Regions from separate parts of the Homo sapiens genome. Here region 1 is linked to region 2. Evidence: chromatin loops called from intact Hi-C (ENCODE). Cell type or tissue: mammary epithelial cell. All regions are shown on one strand. Links, peaks and the distances in the headings refer to the core of each region. The heading gives the core; the rest is flanking DNA. Region 1 overlaps SLC47A1 (solute carrier family 47 member 1). Region 2 has its middle 5.2 kb from the start of ALDH3A1.

The links. Hi-C counts contacts between places; a loop is a spot of excess contacts. Peaks named below come from ENCODE experiments on the same cell type or tissue, not always from the same donor. Only the 100,000 strongest peaks of a DNase experiment are listed, where the experiment ranks them.
Region 1: a loop joins it to region 2, with 3 times the contacts of the local background. A loop is called at or near these places in 2 of 110 quality-filtered maps.

What each region holds. Positions count from the first base shown.
Region 1 is chr17:19,574,038-19,580,696 of GRCh38, forward strand. SLC47A1 (solute carrier family 47 member 1) reads left to right here. Exons shown (of 17, transcript NM_018242.3): 17 at 3,290-4,997. The coding sequence ends at 3,516. It also overlaps the pseudogene SLC47A1P1. Among named protein-coding and RNA genes, the nearest start is that of SNORA59B, 20 kb to the left of the region's middle. RefSeq lists an enhancer at 1,785-2,360. In mammary epithelial cell, for the core only: no CTCF peak of the experiment used is centred there; no DNase peak of the experiment used is centred there.
Region 2 is chr17:19,750,179-19,756,837 of GRCh38, forward strand. It overlaps the pseudogene LOC441784. Among named protein-coding and RNA genes, the nearest start is that of ALDH3A1, 5.2 kb to the left of the region's middle. RefSeq lists enhancers at 77-356, 2,553-3,752, 2,605-3,135, 5,653-5,892 and a silencer at 4,713-4,852. In mammary epithelial cell, for the core only: CTCF peaks have their summits at 3,026 and 3,869 (motif pointing left); DNase peaks (open chromatin) are centred at 3,073 and 3,763; H3K27ac peaks cover 1,145 bases.

The DNA.
Region 1 (6,659 bases), core at 2,083-4,582, 180 kb before region 2:
TCAGCTTCCCAAGTAGCTGGGATTATAGGCGCCCACCACCATACCTGGCTAATTTTTGTATTTTTAGTGGATATGGAGTTTCACCACGTTGGTCAGGCTGGTCTCGAACTCCTGACCACAAGTGATCCACCCTCCTCGGCCCCCCAAAGTGCTGGGATTACAGGCGTGAGCCACCACACCTGGACTGGTTCATCCTTAAGTCTTGGATGCAGCCCTTTGGGGTTCTAACCACAAGTACAGAGAGGTTTGCCAGGGCCTGATTCTTGGTAGGTACCCAAGTCGCCAAAGCCCTGGTCAGCGTCTCAGTCATGTGATCTGGATGTAGGTCTCTCTGACCTGCATCCTCTCATCTCTCTGATCTGAATGAACTCTCTGATGTGAAGCAGCCTCAGAGGCTGGGCAGCCCCTCTGGGTTTCCTTCGTCCCTGGATCTTGCCCTGGTGACTCTTCATTACATTGTTTGCATTCTGATGCCTTCAAGATGATATTTAATTTGTTTTATTGAGGTTCTATAATGATCTTCAGGGAAGGGTTGGTGGATGTTTTCTACCATCTTGCCAATTTCCCTGATTTGTGAAATCCGCATAACAATAGCACTTATCCCTGTTGTTGTTTTTGAGTCTCACTCTGTCGCCCAGGCTGGAGTGCAGTGGCTCGTTTTCACTGCAACCTCTATCTCCCAGGTTTAAGTGATTCTCCTGCCTCAGCCTCCTGAGTAGCTGGGATTACAGGTGTGTGCGGTGGTGTACCACCACACCCTGCTAATATTTGTATTTTTAGCAGAGACGGGATTTCACCATGTTGGCCAGACTTTTCTTGAACTCCTGACCTCAAGTGATCCGCCTGGCTCGGCCTCCCAAAGTACTGGGATTACAGGCGTGAGCCACCACACCCGGCCTAACAATGGCACTTACTTTTATACTACCGCTGTTGGGGTTGAGAAGCACCCAGAACTGCCTGACCAGGGAAAGCATTTTGTTAAGTGTGAGCTGGTATGATTCTGTTCAAAATGATTTTCTTTTTCTCCCTCCCTCCCTCCCTCCCTTTTTCTCTCTTTCTCTCTTTCTCTGTCACCCAGGCTGGAGTGCAGTGGTGCGATCAAGGTTCACTGCAGCCTTGACCTCCTGGGCTCAAGCAACCTGCCTGTCTCAGCCTTCCAAAGTGCTGGGATTAGAGGCATGAGCCACTGCACCCGGCCCAAAATGATTTTCTTTCAGAACTCTGAGGATATTGCTACATTCCTAACATTCATCCACTTATGCTCATTAGGAAGTGGGATGGCCAAGCTTATTCTCGTGCCATTATGTAATATGCCTTCATTTTTCTCTTCGGAAGCTTTTAGGACATTTTCTTATTATTATTCCTTTTTTTTTTTTTTTGAGATAGGGTCTTGTTCTGTCACCCAGGCTGGAGTGCAGTGGTGCAATTATAGCTCACTGCAGTCTCAAACTCCTAGGCTCAAACAGTCCTCCCGTTTTAGCCTCCTGAGTAGCTGGGATTACAGGTGCGTGCCACTATGCTCAGCTAACTCTTTAATATTTTTGTAGAGACCAGGTCTTGCTTTGCAGCCCAGGTTGGTCTTGAACTTCTGGATTCAAGCAATCCTCCTGCTTTAGCCTCTCAAAGTGTTGGGATTACAGGTGTGAACCACCACGCCTGGCCTATTACTCTTACTGTTCTGAAGTGTCTTGAGACTAAGTCTAGGTGTGAATCATTATCTGCTTGAAACTGTTGGGGTGAAGGAGAAGCTATCCCCTTGCCCTCCGATGGTTCACTGAAAAATCAACTTATAATAAGGCCGATGAATAAGAGAAAAGGCATACAAATGTATTTAACCATGCAAAAGGGAAGAATCACAGTCATTACCCAACATCCCAGTGAGGCCCAACACTCATATAACCAACTTTCAGAGGGGAGAGAGGAGATAGGGCATTTGGTGCTTCTGTTGAGGGATAGTAAATGAGTACTAGGGAAAATGATTGAATATTTTGCAGAATGAATGGATTGGGGGCAGGGTGGACAGACTGGTTCCCTTTGGAAGTTGAATGAACCTGAGAGACTGGCATTATTTTGTAAAAGGTTTGGCAATTGTTCTTCTTGGTGGGTTTGTCTGGCTTTTATGTAGATGGGGAAAAGTCTCTTTCAAGGCCTGTTGATCTCCAAAGAGTTTTTAATTTAAAATACTCATTATACCAGGGAGCCATATCTTGGGGTGAAATTCTCTGCAATCCTTCAATACTTAGTAGGCCCTTTGATGTGAACGGTCACATCTTTCTCCCATTCTGTGAATAGCCTTGTATTCTTTCTTCCTTCCTTTTTTTTTTTTTTTTTTGACACTGGGTCTCTCTCTGTCACTCAGGCTGGACTGCAGTAGCACAATCATAGCTAACTGCACCTCGATATCCTGGGCTCAAGTGATCCTCCCACCTCAGTCTCCCAAGTAGTTGGGACTATAGGCATACGCCATCAGGCCCAGCAAAGTTTTTGTTTGTAGAGATGAGGTATCACTATGTTGCCCAGGCTGGTCTTGAACTCCTGGGCTCAAGGGATTCTCCCACCTCAGCATCCCAAAGTGTTGGAATTACGGGCGTGAGCCATCGCACCCAGACTTGAATTATTTCTTAGGTTGTTTCTCCTTGTGTTTTGTTCTGAAATGCTTATTAGATGGGTGTTGGCTCCTTGAAAATTTCCCCTGTGAATCCTTTTTTTTTTTTCCCTTGGAGTGGAGTTTTGCTCTTGTTGCCCAGGCTAGAGTGCAATGGCACCATCTTGGCTCACCCAAACCTCTGCCTCCTGGGTTCAAGCGATTCTCCTGCCTCACTGCCTCAGCCTCCTGAGTAGCTGGGATTACAAGCATGTGCCACCATGTCCGGCTAATTTTGTATTTTTAGTAGAGACGGGGTTTCTCCATATTGGTCAGGCTGGTCTCTAACTCCCAACCTCAGGTGATCTGCCTGCCTCAGCCTCCCAAAGTGCTGGGATTACAGGCATGAGCCACCGCGCCCGGCTTCCCTGTGAATTTTAATGGAGAGGGCTACCTTATTTCTCTAGCTCCTGGGAGAGTGCTCCCTGGAGCACCCAAGCCAGCGCTGGTAGGATCATCGGTGTTCGTGAAGGAGTGAGTGGAGGGGCACTCTGCGATAAGATTTCTTTTATTTATTCACTGTAGCAATAGTGTCCTGAATTAACTTTCTCTCCACTATTAGCACATATTCCTTTTATACATAGCCCTTTATAAAAATGAAAAAAAAAATCCCTTTTAAGCTGCTAAGTTCCTTTTTCCTCCCAGGGTGCCCTGAAAACCTTGAAGGAATTTTAACGAACGATGTTGGAAAGACAGGCGAGCCTCAGTCAGATCAGCAGATGCGCCAAGAAGAACCTTTGCCGGAACATCCACAGGACGGCGCTAAATTGTCCAGGAAACAGCTGGTGCTGCGGCGAGGGCTTCTGCTCCTGGGGGTCTTCTTAATCTTGCTGGTGGGGATTTTAGTGAGATTCTATGTCAGAATTCAGTGACGTGGTAGGAAAGAAAGTCAGGTCAAGTGATGCTTTTGAGCTTACACACAATTCACAGGCCCACCAGTGACAATTTACTGTGAGTTAATGTCATTCAGGTGTGCCCATGGATTTTGAGGGCTGGAAATGCAAAGACACATTTTTCTATAAAAAGAAAAAGCAACTAAGGTTAAAAGCTATATTGTGGCCCAAGACACTGTCTGAAAGATGACATGAGTAGTAATTCACCACTATCTGAACCAAGCAAGGATCAATGTGCTGACTGCATTGGCCAATGGCTTTGATACTTCTGCTATTTTTTTAGACACAAACCCATAAACTAACTGCTTAAGAATTCATACTGCTTGAATTATGTAAAATATATTTTACAGTATATCTTTCCTTGGGCCTTAGATTACTATTCACTGGGCAAATGGTATTTGTTTTTGTTTTAATTTTTTTTTTAATAGACGGAAGTCTTGCTCTGTCATGCAGGCTGGAGTGCGGTGGTGCGATCATAGCTCACTGCAGCCTCGAACTCTTGGGCTTCAAGCAATCCTCCTGTGTCAGCCACCAGAGTAGCTGAGACTACAGGGGTATGCCACCATGCCCAGCTGGCATTTGTTAATCTTCATTTGAGGTCTAGATCTAGGCACTGTGGACACTGAAAAACAGTTGGGAAATCTTTCGAGCTGTGGAAATCCAAACAAAGACTGATAATTCCTGGTAGGGGTGTGTGCGTGACGTACTGCAGCCTCAACCTCCTGGGCTCAAGTGATCCTCCCACCTCAGCCTCCTGAGTAGCTGAGACCACAGGCGTGTGCCACCACGCCTAGCTAATTTTTTATACCAGGGTCTACCCTTTGTTTCCCAGGCTGGTCTTGAATTCCTGGGATCAAGCAATCCTTCCACCTTGCCCTCCCAAAGTGTTGGGATTATAGGCATGAGCCACCACGACTGGCCAGAGGACAAAATTTTAATAAAGGTCTTAGCTTAAGCAGTAATCCTACTTCATTAAGCCTTCCTGGGGTGCGGTACACACCGTTAATTCAGCAACCCTCAGTACATACTAAGTATGCTCAGTGCTGTGAAAGTGGATTACACCAAATTAAGTCATTCTTATCACACCCAATCAAAAGTCAAGAAGCCAGGGATAAAAGCACCTCAGGCACATAACATTAATCTAGTAATGTAATTCTCTGCACATCCAGCTGGTGAAACTGCGTGCTGTAAGCTGGGACCAGCTTTGTCCATAACTGCTGAGAGAACTTGCTGAAGCTCTAGGAATAATTTTGCCTGCCCGGTTGCTCACCAGTTGTAGCTTGCCAGCTCCCAACACCCTTCCTGGTGCCAATAAACTTTCTCAAAGAGCAATACTGACATTTCTTTTGATAAAACCTCCAGCCTTCTCTGTGTTGTTCCGACATACCGAGGACCAACTGGTCTACATGGATGCCCTGAACATGCAATTCTTTCTTCCAAAATAAAACATTAAATAGAGATTTTGCCTCTACATTTTTGACTTAGTGCTAGGATGGATATAATGCTCTAGGCATGGCCTTTTCCTGAAATAACAAAATCAGAAAAGTTACCTACTTTGAGTAAAAAACACCCAACTGCTGATTTTGGTTGGGGCCACCTTAAGGTATCTCTACCCTCAGTGCCTTGTTCTTGGGGCCACGAGGCCCATTCTCCAGGAAGGCAGGTAAAGGCTTGCACTGTGGCCCTCGGGGTTGGGCCTGGGGGCAGGGGGCAGACACCACAGAGGCCCCTCCCCAGCTCCTCGTCAGGAACCCTCGAACCCTGTCTCCATTCCCCTCGCACAGGACTCCCTGCCCTTCCCCTTGCCAGGTAGGGCAGGGACCCCCTGGGGATAAGAGGAGGTTCTTTCAACCACCAGCCACAAATAGCCGCGGCCAGGAGGCCACCCCGGGCCGCCAGGAGCAGGGAGGCTGGGGTCCCTGCGAGGCAGGACCCCTCCTCTCCCGGAAACACTGAACCCGCAGCAAGCCCAGGCCAGAAGCATGCCAGAAAGCGCCAGCCCTGTGCTCCGCGGGAGGATGGAATCACCAGCTCAGTCCTGTCTGCCCACCCTCTAGGCATTTTGCTCTTCCAACCTGACCTACAAACTCTCCTGATAAAAACCCGTGTCATCCAAAAGCACACGAGGGGTCCTCTCACGCAGGGACCCCTTCCCCGAGCCCCCTTCATAAGCCCCCAAGGGCCCTCCCGGTGCCCTCCCCCAGAGTTCTGCGGGCGGCGACCATTGCCCTGGGCGTCTGGAGCGGGTCCGGGACGGGGAGGGGCGGGGCTGGGTGGGATCGGGTCGCCCCCCTCACCCCCACACCGCGCTGCGGTCCCGCGCCCGCGCCGCCGCCAGCCGCTCCCAGCCTCCGCATGGAGGCCCCTGCGGCCGCCGACGCCCCGGTCCCCGCCGAGCTCCCCGCCGCCGCCAAGGACCGGCCCCCATAGCGGCTCCGGGCCCTCGGATGGCGTGACGGCTTGTGGGGCCTGCGGGGTGCGCTGCCCCCGGACCTGCGGGGGGAGGCGGCTGAGCTGGCGGCGCTCGCGGGCCCAGTGGTGAGTGCGGCGTCCTCACGCCCAGCCCGACGCCTCCGGAGCGGCCGCCGCGCAGGGGTGGGCGCGGGCTTCCAGGAGGGAGGGCGGCTGTGAACGCGCCTTGCTTTCCGCGCCTCCGCAGTTTCTTGCGCAGTTGATGATCTTTATAATCAGCCTCGTCAGCTCCATCTTCTGTGGACATCTGGGCAAGGTCGAGCCGGACGCTGTCACGCTCGCCGTCACGGTGGGTGCCTGATTTCGCCCCTGTAGGAGCCGACGGGCGGCCAAGGGTTAGGATTTGAGCGGTGTCCCCAGGCGCTGTGGCTCACGACTGTAATCCCAGCGCTTTGGGAGGCCCAGGTGGGAGGATCGCTTGAGCTCAGGAGTTCGAGACCAGCCTGGGCAGCATAGCAAGACCCCCGTCTCTACTAAAAATACAAAAATTATCCCAGCGTGGTGGCACCGCCTATGGTCCCAGCTACTCGGGAGACTGAAGCAGGAGGATCGCTTAAGCCCAGCAGATCGAGGCTGCAGTGAGCTGAGACCGCACCACTGCACCCCGGCCTTGGCAACAGAGCAAGACCCTGTCTCAAAAACAAACACAC
Region 2 (6,659 bases), core at 2,815-5,314:
AAGGCCATTCGGAGCTGACTTCTTGTGGCAGCGGCCCTCCCCTGGGAGAACCATGGAAGCAACTAGCAAAAGCCAGCAACACAGCATTGAGTACACGAAGTGACCAGAACAGTGCCTGGCGGGCCGAGGGCATCCTGGAAAGGTTAGGTGGTGTGGGTGTCATCAAAAGTGGCAGCAGTAGTGGTGGAAGCGTCAGAGCAAGGAGCCTAAAAGCAGTTCAAATCTACGAAGAACAAAATCCTTGTTTGCGTGTTTGGGTTTTGGTTATAGTTTCAGTAGTGGCAAAAGTGTGGGAGTGTGGGTTGTGCTAGAAACTTGCAGATACTTGCTTTTCAGATTTTCTTTTTTCTTTTTTTTTTTTTTTTTTTGAGACAGGGTGTTGCTCTGTTGCCCAGGCTGGAGTGCAGTGGTGCCATCACGGCTCACTGCAGCTTTGAATTCCGGTGCTCAAGCGATCCTCCCACCTTGTGACTACAGGAACCCACCACCATGCCTGGCTAATTTTTAAATGTTTTGTAGAGATGGGTCTCATTATGTTGCCCAGGCTGGTCTCAAACTCCTGGGCTCAATTCATCTTCCCGCCTCAGCCTCCCAAAGTGCTGGGATTGCAAGCATGAGTTAATCTTTGCAAGTCCTAATACTCCATCCCCAATGCCTCATCCTCACCTGGGCTGTCACTCACTCTCTCTCTCCCAGGCCACTGTTCTTGCCCTCTACCTACTCTCCTTGAGTCAGGCTCAGCTGCCTTCTCCAAGTGGCTGCCAGAGAGACATGCGGACGATAAGGACCTGAGCATGTCTCTCCCCTGATTCACATCCTTGGGTGGCACCCCCTTGCTGTCAGGAAGCTTCCTCCCATGGCCTGTGAGCCCCTGCCTGGCCTGGCTCCTGGCTGCCTTGCCAGCCTCACTTCGCACCACTTCCCACCATTCTCACTGCACTCCAGTCTGCTGGCATTCCTTGACTTAACCAGGCAATTTCCTACCACAAGGCCTTTGCACATGCTGTTCTTGCTCCCTGGGACACTTTTTCTTCCACTCTGCACCAGACTAACTCTTATCCATGTTCAGATCTCAGCTTCCCTGACCTCTCTCACCTCTCAAATAAAACCTTCCTTACTTCCAGGAACCTGTCACAACCTGCGTTCATATCTTTGTTTGTGTGACTATGTCTCTCCTTATTCCCCCTTGGACTGGAATGTCCACAAAGGCAGAGATCTCAACTTTTGTTCAGCACCATATCCTGGCACAAGGGAGACCTCTGAAGATACGGAAGCAGCCCACTACACCTAACCATCCCTCTGATGGAAAAGCAATCATTTAGCAAGACGATTTTCAGCAAATTCACCCAAAGCTAGCAAAAAAAGTGTTGAATGAATGAATGAATGAATGAATAGCGAGTTTGCTTAAATTTCAAGGAACATTTAGATTAGATATAGTTGTTGGGAGGGGAAACCACTTTCTTTATACGAGTAGAAGGAGCCTGGGCAACATAGAGAGACTCATCTCTACAAAAAATAAAAAAAAGGAAGGAGGCTGGGTGCGGTGGCTCACGCCTGTAATCCCAGCACTTTGGGAGGTTGAGGCGGGCAGATCACTTGAGCTCAGGAGTTCAAGACCAGCCTGGCCAACATGGTAAAACCCCATCTCTACTAAAATACAAAAATTAGCTGGCCGTGGTGGTGCATGCCTGTAATCCCAGCTACTCGGGAGGCTGAGGCAGGAGAATCGCTTGAACCTGGGAGGTGGAGGTTGCAGTGAGCCAAGATTGCGCCACTGCACTCCAACTTGGATGAGGGCAGAGCGAGACTCCATCTCAAAAAAAAAAAAAAAAAAAAATTAGCTGGGCGTGGTGGCATGCACCCAGCTACTTGAGAGGCTGAGCGGGAGGATCACTTGAGCCCAGGAGGTCGAGGCTTCAGTGAGCTGTAATCATGCCAGTGCACTCCAGCCTGGGGGACAGAGTGACCAGGTAGACCCTGTCTCAAAAAAAAAAGAGAGAGTAGAAAGGAGAAAATTAGGCAGTGGGTCTCAGGGACCTCCCCGTTGGTTAAAAGTGTTATGACTCAGGAAGACAAATGCCACATGTTCTCCCTCATGTGTGGGAGCCAAACAAGTGGATCTCATGAAGATAGAGAATAGATCGGTGGTTACCAGGGCTGGGAAGGGTGGGGAGGTGGGGGAATAAAGAGAGCTTGCTTAGTGCGTACAAACACATATTTAGGTAGAAATAATACGACTTAGTGTTCAGCCAGGCACGGTGACTCACACCTGTAATCCCAGCACTTTGGGAGGAAGAGGCGGGCAGATCACCTGAGGTCAGGAGTTTGAGACCAGCCTGGGTGACCAAGCAAGACCCTATCTCTACAAAAAATGTAAAAATCTGCTGGGCGTGGTGGCACGCACCTGCAGTCCCAGCTACTCGGGGAAGCTGAGGTGGGAGGATCGCTTGAGCCCAGGAGTTGAAGGCCACAGAGAGCTGTAATCCAGTCACCGTGCCCAGCCAAGAGCAGTCAGTCTGTTACAAAGCCCTCTGTTACTGTTACAAAGCCCCTCTTTGGAGAGGCATGAAGTCAGCAGAACTGGCTGTGCCCGGGGCAATTTCCCCACTGTGTCCACACCTTCTGGGGACTTGTAGGAAAGGACTTCTGGGGCTTCTTCATCTCTTTATCTGCTGCCAGTCATAGTGCCTTGGGTCAGAGAAGCTGCAGGTTTGCAGCCAGCGGAGGTGAGTGCGAGCAAGGGGGAGCCTCCCCTAAGATGCTGCAGAGGCCCCAGTCCTCACCCCATCTCCCTTGGACTTTCCTGCTCCCAGGAAGCTGTGGCTCCCAGGCCCAGGCCCTGGCTCCCAGGAAGCCTCTGCCGAGTCAGGACAAAGGGCATCTTAGCGGGGCAGAAGGCATGAGTGCTGGCTGGAGGGGAAGTGGGTACTAGGGCCATCCTGGCTAAGTCAGCCTGCCAGGCAGGATGGCAGCAAAGTGCAAGTCATGGTGAGTTAGGCACGGGCAGCCTCACAGCAGGAATGCCCGGCCCTCCTAGCCCAGGCGGAACCTGCCTGAGTCACCGCCTGGCTGCAGCCCCAGCTGCAGAGCCTCTGCAGACCAGCCCACACCCCGGCCATCCTGGAAGGGACACAGCGGGCATGCCAGGAGGACATGCCAGGGCACGCTTGGGTTGGTACTGCCAGTCTCTTGGGGTCTGGGAAGCCCCGTCCTGGATCTTAACGGACACGGAATGCACCCTCATCACACATGAAATATAATGTTTACTCGAAAAATGCAAAGAAAATTTAAGTTTTGTTTCTTCACAATAATCACACAAATGTAATTTTACAAACATAATACACATTGTTTAGCTCAGACTTTTTCTTTTGTACGTACTTGGTTTGCCCCTTTCTCAATATGAGTGTCTCATCTGTAATCCACAATATTTTCCCTAAGTTTTTCTCAGTGCTTATTTGACATACACAAAAATGTACATGACACACTGGAAGCTGTCAGCATTTTAAAAGCAGAGCCTCATCATGCACCCTCTTCTGCATCTTCTGACCCCACTCCCTCCGGGGCGGCCGGGAGCTGGAGTCCATTCCTCCTCATGGCCGTGTGAAAGCAGTGGTAAGCATGTAGAATGTGCAAGCAACCACAATGTTCCCCGTGGATGGGAGACCACTTTGCCTTCCACTTTGGATCAATGCTCCATGGGCCGCTTTGCATGTCTTGGCGTGTGTATTTCTGCGTGTTAGATCCCAGGGATGCTGGCTTTGTCAGTCTTCACAGGTGTTGCCGGTGACTATCCACCAAGGTGGCCCTAAGGGGCTGTTGTAGTTCCAGCTGGCCTGGCAGTGTGTGGCACTCTGCCGTTTCCCTGCCGCCTAGTGGCTGGTGCATTCCTCACTGTGCAATGGCCATTGGCATTTGCCCATTTCTTGGAAGGGTTTGTGTTTTCCTTGTCAGTGTCTAGGAGCTCTTTGTATATTACAGCCATCTGCATCACTAGTATTTTCCTGAATCTATCATTTATCCACGGACTTTATTTATGGTATATTTTGTTATATAAAAGTTTTTATAAAGCTAAATAGAACTCTCCTGTTTTAGTTTAGATTAGGAGGGTACTCCTTGCCCCAGGATTAATTCCTAATTTTCTGCTAAGATTTTTATTGTTTTATTATTCACTTTGAATCCATCAAGAGTTGATTTTACAAATGCAAATGGAAATGCACATTGATTTTCTTTTTCTTTTTCTTTCTTTCTTCCTTTTTTTTTTTTTTTGAGACAGAGTCTCACTCTGTCACCCAGGCTGGAGTGCAGTGGCACGATCTCGGCTCACTGCAACCTCTGCCTCCCGGATTCAAGCAATTCTGTGCCTCAGCCTCCTGAGTAGCTGGGACTACAAGCACCTGCCACCACGCCCGGCCAATTTTTGTATTTTTAGTTGAGATGGGGTTTCACCATCTTGGCCAGGCCAATCTTGAACTCCTGACCTTGTGATCCATCTGCCTCGGCCTCCCAAAGCGTTGGGATTACAGGCGTGAGCCACCGCGCCCAGCCCACACGTTGTATTTTTTTTTTGCAGATGCACAACCTGTGTGCCAGCATCGTTTAATAACAACTCCACCCCTTCCTGACCCTTTGCTATGTGCCAGGTCTGAGCACTTCCATGTATGAACTCCTTTAGTCCTCACAAGCACCCAAGAGGCAGAAACTATCATTATTTCCATGAGAGATGAGGAACTGAAGAACACAGAGGCTAAGTGATTTGCATAAGGTCACACAGCTAGTGAGTGATCGAGCCAGGTTTCACCCGAGAATCTGACCTGGCATCCCCTTGAGGAGACTCATATCCTGGGGAGTCCTTCCCCCCAGGTTTGCAAACATATTGCCAGAGTGTGGAATACGGTTTTCTCCAAATTCTATTCTCATTCCTAGTCTTGAACGTGTCTGCTATCCCCATTCCCCTTCCCAGGGAAACTGCAAATCACGATGTGCCCAGGTCTGTCTCATCAGTGCTTGCAGAGACCAGTCCATGCGTGGGGTCGCTCATCCACTCTAAAAGAAGTATGAATGGGATGCGTGTTGGTTTCCCAGCTCATTGATTTCCGTTTCTATCAATTCCTAGTTTCTTTTGGTGCTTAAACTATATAGGTCCTTTATTTTTGTTTTCCTATTATAACACAGGAGTGAAAGTGTTTGCTTTTCCTCTGAATTTGCTGCTGGAGCTCAAGCGAGAGTTCGCCTTCAAAGATGCCCTCTACATGTGTGAGGTCACCTGAAGTTCGCTGTCCCCTGATCCTCCTGAACATGAGGGAGAACTGGTTGGATCCCCCAGCTAAGTGGCAGACACTGGTTTTGGTGGCCACAGGGGGCAGCCCGTGTGACAGGCACATGCTAAGGCCTGCCAGTGGAGGAGGTAGTACCTTTGAAGATGCCATTGACCACCTGGCCACAGCCAGCCAGGGGCCTGGTAGCAGGGGGTGTCACCTGAGACAAGCCGTCCTGGATGGCCTCCAGCAACTCAGGGATAACATGGGCTTCGGGAGGGACCCTCTGGTCCAGCTGCCCCACCCAACCACCCTTATTAGCTCCAAGTCCCTCTCCAAGCCTTTGCCAAACTCCCCAGACCCACTGCTCTCCTCCTTTTCCCATCCTGGTTCCCCATCTTCCTTATCTCCACCATCCACCCAGGAGGCGTCTGCCACTGCTGACATGCTGTCGGCTCCCCCTTGGTGCGAGAGGTAGGCTCCCAGAAAGACCCTGGAAAGTCCCTGCCACCCACACCACCAATGGGGCTGCCCCCACCCCAGGAGTCTGGTTGGGGGAACCCATTTATGCTGTTCCTCTACCTGGCCCTCCTGCTGGAGCACCGCAACCACACCATGTGCAATGCGCTGGATGACAACGAGCTGGCCATGTGCTTTGACCGCCTCATGTGAAAACGCCACCTGGGGCGTGTCCTGTGCTGGGCCAGGGCTCTCTTTGCTGATTACCTGCAGTGTGGGACTTGGAGGAGGGGGCTGAGGCCACAGCTACATCTTGATCAGGCTTTCTCCAGCCCACCATCAGCCCCACCAGATCTCCATTCTTTGCCATGAGGGCCAACACGTGAGAACCCACCTCCCTGCCTGCCAGCCCTAGACCTGCTGGAGCATAGAGCCCTTCCTCCCCAGGTCTAAGTAAGTATGCAGGGGCCTGCTCTGCCACTGCCCCAGAGGAGCCACGGCCTCTTTACTCTGTTTCTGCTGTTTTAACAACTATACTTTACACACATGAAAAAAAAAGAATCTCCACCTATTAAATCAAATGTATTGGTTATTCTTTTATATCATTCCTTTTTATTGACTGGCCTGAGAGCTGTGTATTGACATCGCCCACTGTAACTGTATTTGGATCAAGCTCTCCTTACAATTCTAGTAATTTTGGCTTTGTGTATTTAACCATCATTTTGCTTAGTCCATATGGGTCTATGACTTTTTTCCTTTATAAGATTTGCTTTTCATCATCACATGTTCTAAGCTGAAAGTCCGCCTGTCTGTGGCTCACACTGCTGGCACGCCACGTCTGTGTCTTATCTGTCCACACACGGACCGCCCCCAGCCCTTCTCGACCTTGCTGTTCCGCATGCATCCCGTCAATCCTGCAGAGCTAGGGCTTGTTTTCAGACAATA